Regions from separate parts of the Homo sapiens genome. Here region 2 is linked to region 1. Evidence: chromatin loops called from intact Hi-C (ENCODE). Cell type or tissue: mammary epithelial cell. All regions are shown on one strand. Links, peaks and the distances in the headings refer to the core of each region. The heading gives the core; the rest is flanking DNA. Region 1 overlaps UTRN (utrophin). Region 2 overlaps UTRN (utrophin).

The links. A loop is a pair of places that touch in the nucleus more often than their neighbours do. Peaks named below come from ENCODE experiments on the same cell type or tissue, not always from the same donor. Only the 100,000 strongest peaks of a DNase experiment are listed, where the experiment ranks them.
Region 2: a loop joins it to region 1, with 4 times the contacts of the local background. A loop is called at or near these places in 3 of 110 quality-filtered maps.

The regions. Positions count from the first base shown.
Region 1 is chr6:144,707,267-144,715,612 of GRCh38, reverse strand. All of the region lies in intron 53 of UTRN (utrophin), which reads right to left. Among named protein-coding and RNA genes, the nearest start is that of SNORA98, 310 kb to the right of the region's middle. In mammary epithelial cell, for the core only: no CTCF peak of the experiment used is centred there; a DNase peak (open chromatin) is centred at 5,172; H3K27ac peaks cover 702 bases.
Region 2 is chr6:144,657,490-144,665,835 of GRCh38, reverse strand. The region is part of intron 51 of UTRN (utrophin); the gene reads right to left. Among named protein-coding and RNA genes, the nearest start is that of SNORA98, 260 kb to the right of the region's middle. In mammary epithelial cell, for the core only: no CTCF peak of the experiment used is centred there; a DNase peak (open chromatin) is centred at 4,605; H3K27ac peaks cover 1,326 bases.

The DNA.
Region 1 (8,346 bases), core at 245-8,244:
ATTTTGGGCAGAGCAGACAGGCTGGCACTGTGACTGAAAGCTCAGCAAGGGACCAGTGTGGCCGAAACCAGTGTGTCAGAGAAAAAACAGCAAGAGAGGAAATGAGCAAGGTGTGAGTAGGGGGTAGGTCAGATCAGGCAGGGCCTTGCAGACCATTCCGAGAGCTGTGGCTTTTCCTCTGAATAAGTTAGGAAGCCCCTACAGAGTTTGATTTATTTTAATAGGAACACTCTGGTTGCTGGACTGATACTTCCAGAGACAGAGGAGTGTCACAGGTGGTAGATTCAGATTCTATATTTTGAACAGAGAACCAACAGGATTTCCTAACAGACTGAAAATGAGAGAAAGGCAGGACTAAAGGTGATTATTATTTGTTACCTAAGCAACTGAAATAATATTCCTACCAACTGAAATGCAGAACGCTGGGTAGAACATGTTATAGGGGCCAATTCAGGAAGCCAGTTTGGTCATATTAACTGTGAGGTGTTTATTACACACTCAAGTAGAGATGACATGTAAACGGATATATCTTTGGGAGTGCTTGGCATATAGATGGCATTTTTAAACCCAAGAAGGAGTGAATACAGAGAAGGTGACATGGCCTGACAAGTGACACATCCCAATTTTAGAAGACAGGGGAGAGAAGGAAGAACCAGGAAGGGAAACTGAGAAAGAGCTACCAGTGACGTAAGAAAAACATCAGGAGAGTGCGGTGTTCTAGAAGTCAAGTAGAGTCCGAGGAACAGTTAATAAGTCAGCAGGAAAGGTGAGGTCTTGGAATGAACCCCTAGTCAAAGCTCAGCCAACACTAACAAACAGAGACATCACAAATTACAACAAGGGGCATGTAACTCAGAGTGGGGCTCAGGATGGCTTCCTTACCTAAGGAGATGGAAAGATGCTTGAAGCAAGTTTTAAGAGGCATTCAATATTGTGTTACATGTGTCAGAATATATATGTTAATGTTCTTCGCAATGCAAGCAGGTCTGGCTATGTGATTGCAGACCTCAGTGTAACAGGGCCCCTTGTCCAAATATTACTAAGAATCTCAAGATGGCAGCAGAAGAACATTAAGCCAAGTGCAGAAACCTTGTAAGAGCAGAGCCCTGTGTGACTGCATGGGACACCTGAGAAGCTGGCCCTAAATGCAGGGTAGCTGAATTATAACAAATAGAGGTATTGCTGGTACAGCAGGCTTCTTTAGCTTTTGGTTTCAAAAAAGCAGTTAACTGCTTACTGGAGAATATAAGCAGAAAAAAATAAATGATGCAAACATGAGACAAATCTGCTAGAATGTAATTTACTCTTTTCCCAACTTGCTTTCAAAGCTAAATCAGCATATATGGATCTGAAGTCATTACAGAATGACAGCAAAAAAGGGCAGAGCACTCATTAAATTTGATAGCACTAATAAAACTACATGAAAAAGGAGACAGAAAACAGGCTTACTTTCCGTTGGTATGCAGACAAAATTTAAAAAAAAATCTCCTACATAGTGCCTTGAAAGTTTTGGTTAACATCCCTCAATGAGCAGTTAATATACAAAATTCATTTTGGTTCCACCCCAGTGACATAAAAAATAATGCCTGAATCAGAATACCAAATATCAATGTTAAAAATGAGACAGAAATTCTTTTGCTTTTCATAGTAATAAAATAGTATCCTTCCCTGTACTTTTTTTTTTTTTTTTTTGAGACAGAGTTTCACTCTTGTTTCCCAGGCTGGAGTGCAATGGCGCGATCTCGGCTCACCGCAACCTCCTCCTCCCGGGTTCAAGCGATTCTCCTGCCTCAGCCTCCCGAGTAGCTGGGATTACAGGCATGTGCCGCTATGCCTGACAAATTTTGTATTTTTAGTAGAGACGGGGTTTCTCCATGTTGGTCAGGCTGGTCTAGAATTCCTGACCTCAGGTGATCCACCCACCTCAGCCTCCCAAAGTGCTGGGATTACAGGCATGAGCCACTGCACCCTGCTTTTTATTTATTTATTTTTTTTTTTGAGACAGAGTTTCGCTCTTGTTGCCCAGGCTGGAGTACAATGCTGTGATCTTGGCTCACTGCAACCTCCACCTCCCAGGTTCAAGCGATTCTCCTGCCTCAGCCTCCCAAGTAGCTGGGATTACAGGTATACACCACCACACCCAGCTGATTTTTTTGATTTTTTTTTTTTAGTAGAGATGGGGTTTCACCATGTTGGTCAGGCTGGTCTTGAACTCCTGACCTCAGGTGATCCACTCACATCAGCCTCCCAAAGTGCTAAGATTACAGGCATGAGCCACTGCACCCGGCCCCCTGTACTCTTTAAAATACATGCACACATAAATGTATTCCTTCATCCAGCTAATATATGCAATACAGGTTGAGTATCTCTAATCCAAAATCTAAAATACACCAAAATCCAAACATTTCTGAGTGTCAATATTGTTACTCAAAGGAAATGCTCTTAGGAGCATTTTGAATTTCAGATTTTCTGATTAGGGATGGTCACCTGGTAAGTGTAATGCAAATATTCGAAAATATGAAAAAATCTGAAATCTAAATACTTTTGGTCCCAAATATTTCACTAAGGGATCCTCAATTAGTACCTATTCTAATGTGGCACTGGATTAGGTGCTGAACTTGTATTTTCTTCTTTCAGTCTTATTCTAAGTATCATCACAAAAGGAGGTAAGCAGCACCCCTTACTCTACTGCATACTCCAAAACATGCCATGGCTAATTTGGAGGATTTTCTCCCTAAAGCATTTTGGTAACACCTTTAGTGATTTCTTACTTATTCCAAGGCATCTTTCAGCTCAAAAGCATCTTGCTCTGTGGAGCCTTTCCCAATCTTCCCAAGCACAAATAATCGTGATTCATGTCTCCTTGGCTGTGTGTCCATGCCTGTATTACAGCACTTTTAATATCTACTGTAGTACTTGTTTTCAAGCCTGCATCACTGCTAGAGAGTGAAGTGAGCTCCATGATTGCAAAAATAGTCTTACAAACTCATGCATGCTTGGCACCTAGCAAAGTATGCAGCAAACATCAGGTACAATATAGAAGTTTCAACCTGAGTGAATATATGAACTGCTAGATAAAATAAATTATCTCTGGGCTAAATATGTGCAGAGGCAGTAAAATGATTGTTTTGCAAAAGGGTTCATTGGTTTTACAGGCCTCTGTTTCTTGCCTACATTTGTGATCCACTCTTAATTTTACCACCAGAGAGTGACACCTATTAGGCTGTCTCACCTCTCCCTCTAAACATGGACATTCTATGGCCCTTTGGGGTAAAGTTGCAATATTACATATTATGATTAGGAGACAAGTCCAGGTGCAGACAACCAAATGGGGTGTTGCAGGTAGGTGCAGGCTCACTGACAGAACTGCTGCTTCAGGCCTGCACACAAGTAACAGCTTGACTAATGGGCCTTAAAGAGCTGAGCGTTTAATAAGGAGTAAGTCAACACAGACTGGCAAAGGTTGGAGAGGAACTTGGAAAATAATTTTTTTTAATTTCAGAAAAAGACAAGTTTCCCACTGTAGGCAACCTTCTAACACAACAAGACCTCAAAATTACAGAATTTCAGGCAGAGTCTCCGATTACTTTAGTAGGGAAAAAAAATTCTACCACACCTACGTGTGCACAGACACACACACACACACAGCCTAAATTTAACAGTAGGGTGTTGTTGTTTTAAAGACAATGTTAGAATTTGTTATTTTAATGAGCAAGTTTGCTAATGTTTCTTGGCAATTCAGCTTAAGGCCAGATATGTTCTGAGTCTTATATAATAAAGCTTGAATATAGGAAATAAACTGGGTTAAGCAAAGGCCAGAGTAGCCCTGAGGGAAAGAACACACAAACAAGAAATTATACCTGAATCATGCACTTTCAATTATTCTAGATTTGCTTTTCTAACATCAAATATGCATTCTATTGGAGAAAGGGTATTAGAGCTCTGATAATTGCTCCTACATAACTTAATATTTACATTGTTATGAAAATGAAGTGCAAATTGTACAGTAAAATCTGCATCTGCAATTTTATCCACTCAAGAGCATTTGGTTAGAGTAAATCCATAACATTACAAACACTATATACATTGTAGGTGCATTATAGGTAATTGTTGACTGAATGATAAGCTCACATTCTTGAAAGGGAAGTTGCATATAAGTGACCTCAGCTTCTTCAAAACTTCAAAAATGATTCTAAAAATTCGATTGAAGTCATTAGATGGGAAGATTCAACTTTACCCATTTATTTTATTATTTATTAGTAAGCTGCTTTTTTTTTTTTGTTTGTTTGTTTGTTTTGAGACGGGAGTCTCAATCTGTTGCCAGGCTGGAGTGCAGAGGTGTGATCTTGGTTCACTGCAACCTCCGCCCCCTGGGTTCAAGCGATTCTACTGCCTCAGTCTCCAACAAGTAGCTGAGATGATAGGCACCCGCCACCACACCTAATTTTTATATTTTTAGCAGAGATGAGGTTTCACCATGTTGGCCAGCCTAATCTAGAACTCCTGGCCTCAAGTGATCCACCCGCCTCGGCTTCCCAAAGTGCTGGGATTACAGGTATGAGCCACAGTGCCTAGCCTATCCATTTATTTTAAAACAGTCCTTAAAACACTACATATTTTTTAAGTAGCAATTTATGTTAACATTTGAGGGAATTAAACATGTACTTACACGAAAAAAATAATGAGTGTGCTGTTTACCAAACTGATACTTGCAAAGACTATAAGGTGACCCTTGTCTAATTTGACGGGTTAATCTAGATAGTAATTGAAAGCTAGTTCTGTTGGGTTATACTAGGTGGTAAATAACAGGTATTAATACAGTTTTATTTAGTTAAAACTGCTCATGTAGCCTATATAGTTTTAAACAAAATAAAAATGATCAAAACTATCAGAAAAGACTCCCAACAATTATGGGAAAAGATATCAGCCACCTTTTACTGAGTGTTTACTATGTGCTAGGCCCCAGGTCTCAAATGTTTATGTATTGTTGAAGCACTGAACAAAGTATTTATTATTGATGTTGCTGAAAATATATCAATGTTCTGAGACACTGATTAAAACACCCAAGAAAGTACGCACATTTAATTAAGGATCAACAATACACTGAAGTTTCATAATAGCAGTGCCTGGGGCATTTACACTACGGAAGGAAAGGATGCCAATCTGTGAATCACTCATTTCTGTGTGTAAGAGAAGGGTTTTGAGCTGAGTCTTTGCTATGGGGCTTCCTGCCTGCTCATCACTAGGGTCTGCTACATTTTTCCAGCAGCATCAACATCACTAGCTAGTTTGCTTTTCTGCTTTGTTTCTGGCCTGTAGAATGATTGTCATGTTTTGGAGCCCACAATGCCATGTTTGGTTTTCTGTTTTTTATATTTGATCTATAACCGCTAGGTGTTTGAACATAGGAGATGCTTTAAAGCATTGCTTTATATCCCTATTCTAAGGCGAAATCTCAGAGCCATCACCTAAACATTTAAATGTAAAGTATTCCCTCTGGATACAGCCAACAAACCACAAGCACAGGGCTTTTAGTAATAGGAATTATTAAAATATATCACTGAGGTGCAGAGGCTATACCTTATTGCTCTTCGTACAGAAGCATCAACTTTAACATTAAGACATTTGGTGAATAGTGTGGATAGGTGGGTGGATGGATGGGGAATGAAATGATTGGCACCACTATTATCAAAGAGTAACTTTGAAAAGGAGTCATTAAATCATTTATGTACATATAAAGGACTAGAATATATAAAGATAGTTCGGAATCAGAAGACTCAGAATATATGAGTTTCTATAAATCAACCCCTAAATAAAGGTTGTATATAGTGGTATTCAAAACTTGCATTTATGAGATCATACCTTTTGGAATAATTAAATTAGTGTTAAGTTCTTTGTCTCTTCACAAAATTCCATCTGATATTCTTTAGACATCTTAAATTAGCAGTGAGAGTTTACGTCAAATTAATCAGTATTGTGTTGCTTGAAATAAAGTAATTCAAACTATTACCTTAAGATTAGAGAATGAATTAGAAATCAAGTACAAGGTCCCTTTCTTTCTATGGGAACTTTTAGGGAATAAAAAACCTTGGCTAATATTAGTATCAAGCCATCTGAGGGTTGATCTTGATTGATTCTAATTATGTACTTTTGAGCTGTAAGACAAGAGTTCTTTGTAGCTAAAAAGATTTTTAAACTTTATTACAAAAAGGAAAAGACCTAAAAAGTAGGAGATCAGAAAAAATACTAACAGAATTTATAATAATAGACAAGACTAAATGAAAAGAGAAGCAACTTTATTTCAGTAAGCTAAAACATATCTGAAAAAATTGGTTTTAAAAGTTATTTTATGTTCTGTTTAAAGCTACATCATAATGTTATAATTGAAAAGAGTTCTGTATTCCCTTAAAGAAGAGATTGGAAATAAATGGGTACATGAACTAAAAGCTTGCCCGAATTGCAACGAAGTACTATGGTTTGAATGTCCCCTCCAAAACTCAAGATGAAATTTAAGTGACACTGTGCTGATATTAAGAGGAGCAGCCTTTAAGCGGTGATTAGGTCATGAGGGTTTGACCTTCATGAATGGACTAATGTCATTATCACAGTGGGAGTGGGTTAGTTATAGCAGGAGTGGGCTCAAAGGATAAGTTCAGCTTCCATCTCCTCTCTGTCATGAACGCTCTCTTGCCTTTGTGCTTTCCACCATTGGATGACACAGCAGGAAGACCCTCATCAGATACAGGCCCTTGATTTGAACTTCCCCGCCTCTGGAACTGTGAGCCCAGCCTCCAAAAGTGTGAGCCAAATAAATCTCTCTTCCTTATAAATGACTCAGTCCCTGACATTCTGTTACAGCAGCAAAAGACAGACTAAAACACCAAGGGAGAAAAGTTGGGGTTACAGAAGTGGATGACTGGGCAAAGACAACCTGAGATTTGGGATAACAATGCGCAGTTCACAGCTCAGCCATAACCTTTTGGGAAATGATTTCTCAAAACACAGAGAACAGGAACTCTAAGTTTAAGGATAAGCAGAGGATCTCCCTTGAATGTAAATTTCATGTAAACAGGGACTGTGTTTTTTTCTATACCAGGACCTCTCTGGTGTCTTAGATCCTAGAAGAACTCAGAGGGGATGAAGGCGTGAGGAGTCAGAGGCCCGAGGAGTCAGAGCCTCTAGAGAAGAAAGGAAAATATGAGAGGCCAAAGGCAAAGCCTCTAAACACTTTATCTAAAAAATGGCACTCTTTTTTATCGATTCAGTTTTGGGACTGGAAAATACAGAAGACTTCTTGGTTTATACATGGTCTTGTAAAAGAATCAGTACTTACAACTCTATTGCAATTCCAAGTATTGAAGCAATCGCAGAATTACCTCTGGACTACAAATTTACAAGATTCTCTTCAAGCAATTCAAAAATAACTGGCTACTATCCAAACCTTCCATTGGTCTTATCAAATGATCAGACACTGATAACCAAATAAGTTATCTTTACTGAAAAGTGAAGTGAAGACCCATATATGCAGCTAAAAAAAAAAAAAGTTAATTTTCAAAAAAATACTGTAAAAAGCTTTAAGAAACGAGTTTTTAATGAAAATTGACCAAGAAGTTGATATTTGTCCATAGGTCTCCTTTTATAAGCCATCTTGATGTTTAACAACTCTTATTATATTAAAATCTGAGTATCCTAGAACTTAAAAGAACCTTATTGAAATTTTCTATACGAATAGTTTTGAGATTAGAAGTCACCTGGGGACACACACCACACACACACATTCACTCTTACACAAATGCCTAGTCCAGCAGTTCTCAAAGTGTGGTCAATAGACTAATAGCATAACATTACCTGAGAACTTGATAATGCACATTTGCAGGCCCCACCCAAAACCTGCTGAATCAGAAGCTCTGAAAGTGGGGCCTACCAATCTGTGGCTTAACAAGCCCATCAGGTGATTCTGATTTACACTATAGGTTGAGCCCATATCCTCCAGAGACTGGCTTAATTGGCCTGGGTAAATATAACTGAGCATTGATATCTTTTATATGTCCTAGGAAAGTGCAGCCAGAATTGAAAACAACTGATCTATACCAATTCTTTCAATTAATAGCCTCACTGAGTCCAGTGAGATTAAGTGATTTTTCCAAGCTATTAGGTTTTATGCTATTCCTGTGTTCTCCCAAACAACAAAATAAAGAGACATGATTTCTTCCCTGATCATACAGCAAGTATGGAACAGAGATGGTCTAGAAGTCAACTATCTCAATCTCCATTGTTACCCATTAGGTTTTTTTCTCTCTAATAATGTTAAAGGCTATTTAATTTATTTCATCAACTTTAACCCTT
Region 2 (8,346 bases), core at 280-8,279, 50 kb after region 1:
AGTATAATGTAGAAGGTTAAGAAAAGCCAGGAGTTAGAAAAATAGGACTACACACTTTTCTCTAAATAAAACACCATCAAAAGCATAAGATGCAAACCCTCAGAACAGCCCTCCAGAAGATGGCTACAAAAGCTCACTGAGGTTCACTGATAAGTGGTTAGTCTTTCTGTAAACAACACCCACTATTCAGATCAAGATAAACTTCACAAATACGGGAAAACATTTATTTATTTACTTTTTACTTATTTAATAATTAGTATTTGACTACAAGTTTTGCCCTTAACTGGGCATTTCTCTAATGATATAACCCATAGAGATATAACTGTAAACACTTTATAATGTATATCAAATAACTTGTTTATAATGTTTCACAGTCAAGCTACTACTTGATTATAAAGCTACAAGTAGTAGCTTGATTATAAAACATTATAAACAAATTATGTGATATACATTATAAAACAAATCAATAAAACATCATGAAAATAAAACATATTTTGCTTAAATATGTAAGCAAAAATATTTCCTCACATTATAATAAACAGAACTGTCTGAAATCTCTGACAGGAAACAGAGATTTAGAACAGTACCACCAGGAAGTCTTCAACAACTAAATGGGTGCTAGACTAGATTCATCCTCTTTGGTCTTGTTAAAATAATTTTGGTTTATTTTTGCACCAACTATTTACTTAACCTTATGTGGCAACAGTGATGTTTTTTTCTGAAGGAGTTCTGACCCCTTTCCTGAAGGTGAAGAAGAAATGAGGTTAGAACAATTTCGCTATCATGTCCCAAAGCTCAGCCTAACTAAACAAAGTTAATCATTAGAGGAAAATAAATCCACCATTCCTTTCAAAAGTCAGACTAGATTTCAGAATTATTATCAGGAGCTCAGCAGGATTACTGCCAGAGCTTTAGGTTTTGAAAATGAGGAATCATGATTTTAAAAATATATATATATATTACTTAAATAATAATAGAATAGGCAAATAACATCATCTTCAAAGGTTATGTCATATGTAAATATGTTTTGAAACAGTTTGTGAGGTTTCTGGGATAGTAATTGTCATTAATTATTCAATTAATTTATTGATTTTAATTATTATTCTATAAATTTTCTTCCAACAGCTAATCTCACAGATTTTAATCACTCTATTGAATCACATTTTTGACTGACAATAGAGGTGGTATCATCAGGTCTACAGCAGCATTTCTGAATTAAGAAATCGATGCTAATAATGTTCTTTTCCTATTATCTGTGATGATAAATATAGGTAAGACTCGAGGTGGGTGGATAGCTTGAGCCCAGGAGTTCAAGGTCAGCCTGAGCAACACAGCAAGTCCATGTCTCCAAAAAAAAAAAAAAAGTAAGACAACAGAGTAGAAAACAGTCAAATTACTAAGTGGAACAAACTCAGATAGTGTGATGAAAACTGAACAAACAAATCAGATCGTGTAATCAAAACTGAACAGGTCAGAAAACCCAGAGAAAAATTATCGCATTTCAAATGTTTAAAACTACAAGCCTGGGGCACACAGCTTCTCAACTTCTGACCCATGTCAAAGCAGTCCCTGTTACCCTGAAAGCTCCCAATTTCTTCCCCTGACACAAGTCCACCCATGGGCCACACACATGCACACACATTGGTATATAATCTCATTTCCTTCTTTCAACTTAAACTCATCTGTTAAGTCTCAGTTTAAATGTAATTTCTCCAGGAGAGACTTCACAAGTACTGAGATTAGGGCTATCATTACTCTTATAATTTCATCTACTTTTGCTTAATTATGCAGTTGTCATTGAAAATGTCCTTGTCTGTATCCTCCCATTCGGCCATAAGATCAATGTCTTCTCCATCTATACACTTAGACTAGCACCTGGTACATACTTCACAAATATTTGCTAAGTAGGGAATAAATGAGGAGACTTTGAAATGTGTTTACTATATCTTATTGAGGACACATTTGTTTTAAAATGAGATATGGCAAACTGAGCAATACAATATAGCTTCAAATTGTAATTATAAAAGATAGAGTCATGTGAAAGGAGGTAAATGCCATAAAGTAATTCAGCATTGAGTGGTTTCTCTCTGTGTTGTTATGATAGGAAGCATCTTTGCCCAAGGAGTCACCAAGAGAATGGTACTAAGAGAACGGCACTCACACACACAGCAGACACATACATCAAAAAATCCCTTAGAGAACTACGATTATCATTAACCATTCAGTAGCAGGTCTGAATAAATTAATAAAAGGCAGCAGTCACTCAAAATGTCACTGAGCTAAAATTGGCCATTACACTATCCTCTGTGACTATTAAACAAAAGAAATACAGTACACAATGCAAATGGCTTAAGTATGACAGTATGTTAATAGTCCCTAAAGTCATGAGATACTTCCTTTAGGAAGTACTTTCAGGGAAAAAAATTAATTAAAATCAGCGTGGCAAATAAAACTACCTATTGGCTGGATCTCAGAGAGGTGTGTTGGTGGACTAGTCAACTTTGAATGTGAACTCTTCCCATAGTCACCCTTGAGCCCATGGCCACAACTTCTCATCCCTTATCACTTTGTTAGATGATTAGGACCTGCTTGCTGGCAGGCACATCTTGGTATGGGGTCATCCTCCCCTGGTAAGAAGTTCTTCCTCTTTAGGTACCACTCGAGTTGGCATGGTTCCCTCCAATTGGGCCTTCCTAATCTGTAATGAGCTGTCATCTTGTAGGAACATAATACTTCCTGCCTGCAAGAGACTCCTAGCCTTGCCCTTTCTGGTTCTAGAAGACTAGAAATCAGTACCCAATGTAAGAAATTGCCCATCCTGCCTGTGCTGGGAAACTACAATCCCAGCATCACACATGCTGAGACAAGGTGCTCAACCACATGCCAAACATTCTTATATGAGTATAACATGCCAAACATTCTTATATCCAGTAAAAATCACAAAACCACTGGATGTCTCCAAAATTCAAAAATATCAACTAAAATATCCCTTTCAATTTACCTTCACAAAAAAACTGCTGTCTTAAAGTTATGCTGAAGGTCTGCTTTCACCTGGGAATTTTAATGATCTGACCAGTCTATAACTTTCCAGATTAGCCACCATTGGAAGGCCTGCTGCTCAGCTGTTGGCCTCAACTACTAAGCGTATCAGGATTTGAGTCTACTAGTCCAACAGTGGACCCTCGTTTTCTTAAAGCCTGAAATTCCTTCAGGAATACAGCAAAATCCCCTTTCTACTGTGGTCACCTAAACTTCAGACTGAACAATGACAACTGCTGATATGAAAAGTGGTAAATCGTTAAGGCTAGTATTCTCTCTAGAAACAGGTTACTAATACTGAGGAAGAGACAGGACTGAGAATTGAGGGTAAAGGGACTCTACCTCTGCGTGTAGAATGGCTGTTACTCAGCTTCTGAAGGGATCCTGTGGCTTCTGCATTATAGCAGTAGGCCTTGGTCTTTCCCTAGAAATGGCATTATTGCTTTGTTGGGGGAAGGTGGTTAGTTGTATTTGAGACGTGTGAGGTACTGATACTTTTCCGTAATTCCAGTTTTCCTGCCAATAAACCAATGAAGCAACATCTCAATATATGAGACAGATTTTGTAAGAATACGCAAAGGATTTTATTAACACTTTGGAAAGAATACATTCATGTACGACAACTTCCTAGAAGTAAAATACGGCCAAAGAGATCAACTTTCACATAGGTTTTTATAAAACTGCCTAACACAAAAATACACATATATGGAGAACTTCAGACTGAGAATTACATCAGGACTGTTTCTTTGAGTTCGCCTTTTGTCTCAAAAATAAATAAATAAATAAATAGATAATAATAATAATAAAAATCCCAAATCAAGCCTTTGACAGGAAAAAGCCAGTAGATATCTTCTACTGTCAATTCAACTACTAAAATAGGAATAAGACAAATACTAAGACATGGGAGTTAAAAGGGGAAACATGCTAATATAACCAGAACTTCTAACTCTGCCAATAAAATGGCTTGAAGCTGAGGCAGGTTAGGAACCCCTGGTATCTGACCTAGACTTTTAAGACTAATAGCAGCAATTACAATACAAAAGTCCAGCTATTGCCCACAATTACTGCCTCTCAGGGGGTCTAAGTAATGAATTATTCATGTAACATATGCTCTATACCTTTAAAGGAAGAAACAGACAAATCTATACAAAACAAGCTAACAGACCTCTTTATGGTCATAAAGTTTGTCACCTGCTGTTACCAGCTGCCATAAGGAAGATATTCCTTGCCTTCCCCGCCCCTTCTAAGTGGAGAGCAAGCTGAGGGAGAACCGTCTTTTACTCTCAGGAATTTAGATGCTTAACCACATATTAAAGCGAGAGGTCGAAGTCCGCCCTGTGTTACAAGCCTAATCCTTACATTACAGTAGAGGTGCAGAGAGAGATTGGGAGAAGCAACTGCAGCCAGGAGGGAGCAAAGAGCTAAATTCTTCTCTCTCCACATTCATCCCACCATAACGTTCCTATCATCAAAAGGCAAGCAGTGACTGCAATTGTTTTGGAAAAGCTTCCAAACTTTTCAGATGGCATGATGTTGCATCTTTTCCCTCTGGCAATTGTGGTTTGTAAGAAAAAGCCCATTATTCTTTTAATGACTCAATCCAGTCCCGCTTCTACAGTATTTGTACTTGCAATGATCCATGGGGCATTCACGGTGAAAGCCACTGAGCACAGCTTTTTAAATATTAATAATTGACTTACATACCAAGTGAGGGAGGACTTCACCCCTTTCTGCCTTTCTTTTTCTTTAAAGACTGGAAATTGGAAGAAGATTGGTGTTTGGCATCCAAAGGCTAAAGAGGGCAGGAGCGCATACACGCATGTGGAGGTTTTCTGTTTTAACTATAAATGTAAGGTAGTATTTGGCAGGCTAGACTCCATCTAGATTGTGCCAGGAGCCTTCCTATGGAAAAAAGAGCTACACGCACATTTAATAATCCAAGCATTAAAGCTTCACAGTGCATGCAAGCACTCCATGTTTAAAACAGACACGCTCAGATAAAAAGCCTGAGGTCAGATGTGCCACTGTCACTGTGAAGCGACTTCTGCCACCCACAGCTGAGTCCCCAGGCAGAGGGCTGTACAGGGCAGTGCACGGCAGGCAGTGGCTGGACAGATAAACCTGAGGGGTATGGAGAACAGAACCCATGCCTACGAAGTCAGACTTTGGCACCAATACCCAGTGTTTTTTGCTGGATTTTTATTTTATTTTCATTTTCTTTTTTTTTTCTCCAAAGAAGTTTCAGTTAAATTACCAGCTGACTTGAGTACAAAGAGTTTCTTCTGATGTGGAATTCTAAAAGTGACAGGCATCATGAGAAGCCCTCCTGACCAAAGGAAGTAATTGCTAATTAGCCCTTTACTTGAAAAACATCTTTAAAGGAGACAGCAAAATTGAATATTCCTTATAAATTATACTAAACCACCAAAGAGTCAATAGAGCATCTATCTAAATGTATAGTGAAAAAAAAGGCAAGAAAGAAAGGAAAAAAGTACATTCATGAAGTTTGCTTTCTGCATACCTTTTCAAATTTTGTCAGCAGTTCCCGTAAGTTGAAGTTCAGACCAATCATTGTCCAGTAGCCCTTGAAGCCTACATCTTTCCGGCAAACTTCCTTCAGACAACAGCGTTTAACTTCTAAACACCGTATCTTTTCTGGCTATACTTTAAAATCCTTTGTAAAATCCTTTACAAGCCTTGCCCTTGAGCTATGGTCCATCAGCAGCAGCGGCAGCTTGCGCTGGGACATTTTAGCCACCCCACTGTGGGTCCGTTTTTTCATGGACTTCGGAGTTCGCAAGGAATAGACCTGCTTCTGTATTTCCTGGTAGCTGTGTTCCACGAGGCTGGCATGGTCTCCTCTTTCTCTGGGAAGTCCAGGATTCCCTTCTGCTCACCTCACTAATGACCTGCAGGCCACAACTGTTCTCTCCAGGGCCCCAAGCTTAGAGTTTGGTCTCAATTACATACAGCAAAAAAAGAAGCTATATCCTGGAAACTTGCATGAGAGAAGAAAAAAAAAAAGCCAAGTATTACCAACTTCCTCCATTCAGACCGATTTCAGAACGAAAAAAAAAAAATCCTGGGTAAAGAGCCAGTTTTCAAAGAGCATGACTTATGTAGAGTTCGAAGGAGGAGTGTACTCTTAGCTGAAGAAACACCAAAACACAGGACAAGAGGCCACCGGTTCTCACTCTCCCAGACACCAGCAGCCTGGGTTGCTATGGTAACCACCAAGCTAGTTTCAGTCCATTTCCCTAGGTCAGCCTGGCCTAAGGGATGCTGTCAATGCAACAGAACTAAACTTGTTTTAAAAGGTGTTCTGTCTGTCCAGAGAAAAGCTCTCGCAGCAAATCTAGTCCCTTCTGCCGGCTTTGTGGCAGGGGAGAGCAGCCTCAGTGGGCTCTGGCAGCTCCCCTGGCTGATCTGACAGCAGTGTGGTAATCAACTTCTCTTTCCAGCAGTTGTTTATTATTTTAATCAGCATCCTCCCTTTCCACCACCCCTCACCCAGTTTGAAGTGAAAGCTCACTCCCACTTCCTGGAGGCCTGCCTGCCCCAAAAGTCAGTTCTCTATCTTTTACATTGTCTCAATCTTGAATGGATCACAGGTTCCATGTTCCAGTTGGGAGCCAACCCATGAAAAGAAAAGGGAGTGAATGTACAAAACAATACAAATCACAAAAGGAAATACGCGTTGATTAATTTTATTTTTCAAAAAGGTGTTAGCAGGCAACTGATGAAGAAAATAGTTTTAAAGTGTTTCGATCTCTTTGATGCCGCTGAAAGTCATTCAGACTGTTTTCTTATAGGGAATTTACTTGTTTCTGACATAAAACTTAATGAGAGAAACTACTGTACTCAAAATGTGAGTAATAACTACATTGAATGTGTCTTCCATTTTGATGTTAAATTACTACTGGCACTCAGAGAAACACCATCTTCCAGGAAGTTTTAAGTGTCATCGCTTTAAAGAAAAAAACTCCAATCCAAATTATAAATTCTTTGTAGTGATATTATGGATATCATTCCAAGGCAAATGTGATTTTGCTTTTGCATTACATAGCTATACAGTATACCAATAAAGTATAACAGAAATGTCCATTTGAAACATGTTTCTCTAGTTGTAGGCAGAGTTTCATCATAAAGATGCAGTGCTTATAATGGTGACACTACCACAAGTAGAATAATGTAAATTTTAATATAAGTAAGTTTACTTTTTTTGCATCAGGGCATAGACCAAAGTGGGGGGGGGAACCCCTAAAATCAGAATATGCATCTCCTAAAGGGCTAATGAGTTGCTTAAATATCAATACCGTTAGCACTTATTTAATCATGGGTCGTAAGAGATTCCATTTAAAACCAGAAAAACTAAAAATCTATCAGGGAACAGTATACAATGTTGGTATTATTTTTTGGATTTGCAAATCATTTTTCTTTCTATTTCATTCCTAACTTATTTTCATATCAGTATTTAAATAGCATGTGTTTTACATATGCCCATCTATACAAATTTTAACAAGCTTTTAAAATATTTTCATTATTTTTTCATAAAAACCTGTATGTCCCCAGGGGCAAAATGGCTTTATGAGCTTTCTAGCAGAACGTGTTTCACCTCAACGCACATTTGATTTCAAAAACAAATGTGTTAATCTAATGCTTATTCAGAAATTCACAGGTAAAAATAATCTACAGTTTGGATCAAAACAGCACTGACATCAGCATGAAGACCAACCATCAGAACTGTGGTGAAGAAACTTACAGAGAAAGTGGCCACAGGGAACCTGGTCTGTAAAGACTCTGGGGCCACATGCTGAGATCTTTCAAGAGCAGCAAATAAACTTTTTACATAAATACAAGACAAAAGAAACCACCAGCACCAGCACCATCACCACCACCACACACACAAAAAAATAAATAAATAAAAAAGGGAGAGAAAAAGAACAATCTTTCTCAGCTGGGCAAACTTCCAGCTACCACCCAGGGTGCTGGATGGCTGGGATCAGGGACATGTGCAAACACGCCATTCCATTCCCCCATGCACAGATCAGAAGGGTGAATTAAACAAAAACTCCGTGGAACAACAGGGAATACCATAGTCTTTCTCTAAAGTAGACCCTTTCTGTTTAAAGGGCTCTTATAACAAGACAAGAATGATATGTTATTGTTAGAGTCCCACATATCTTGTATCCACACCCAAGGTTAAACACAAGGCATAAAGATGAGGGAAAAGAAAGGGTATCCTTTGTATTAGGCCTTCTTCCCAAAAGATAAGAGCATGGGAACTTTTATCAGCCTGATAAGTAC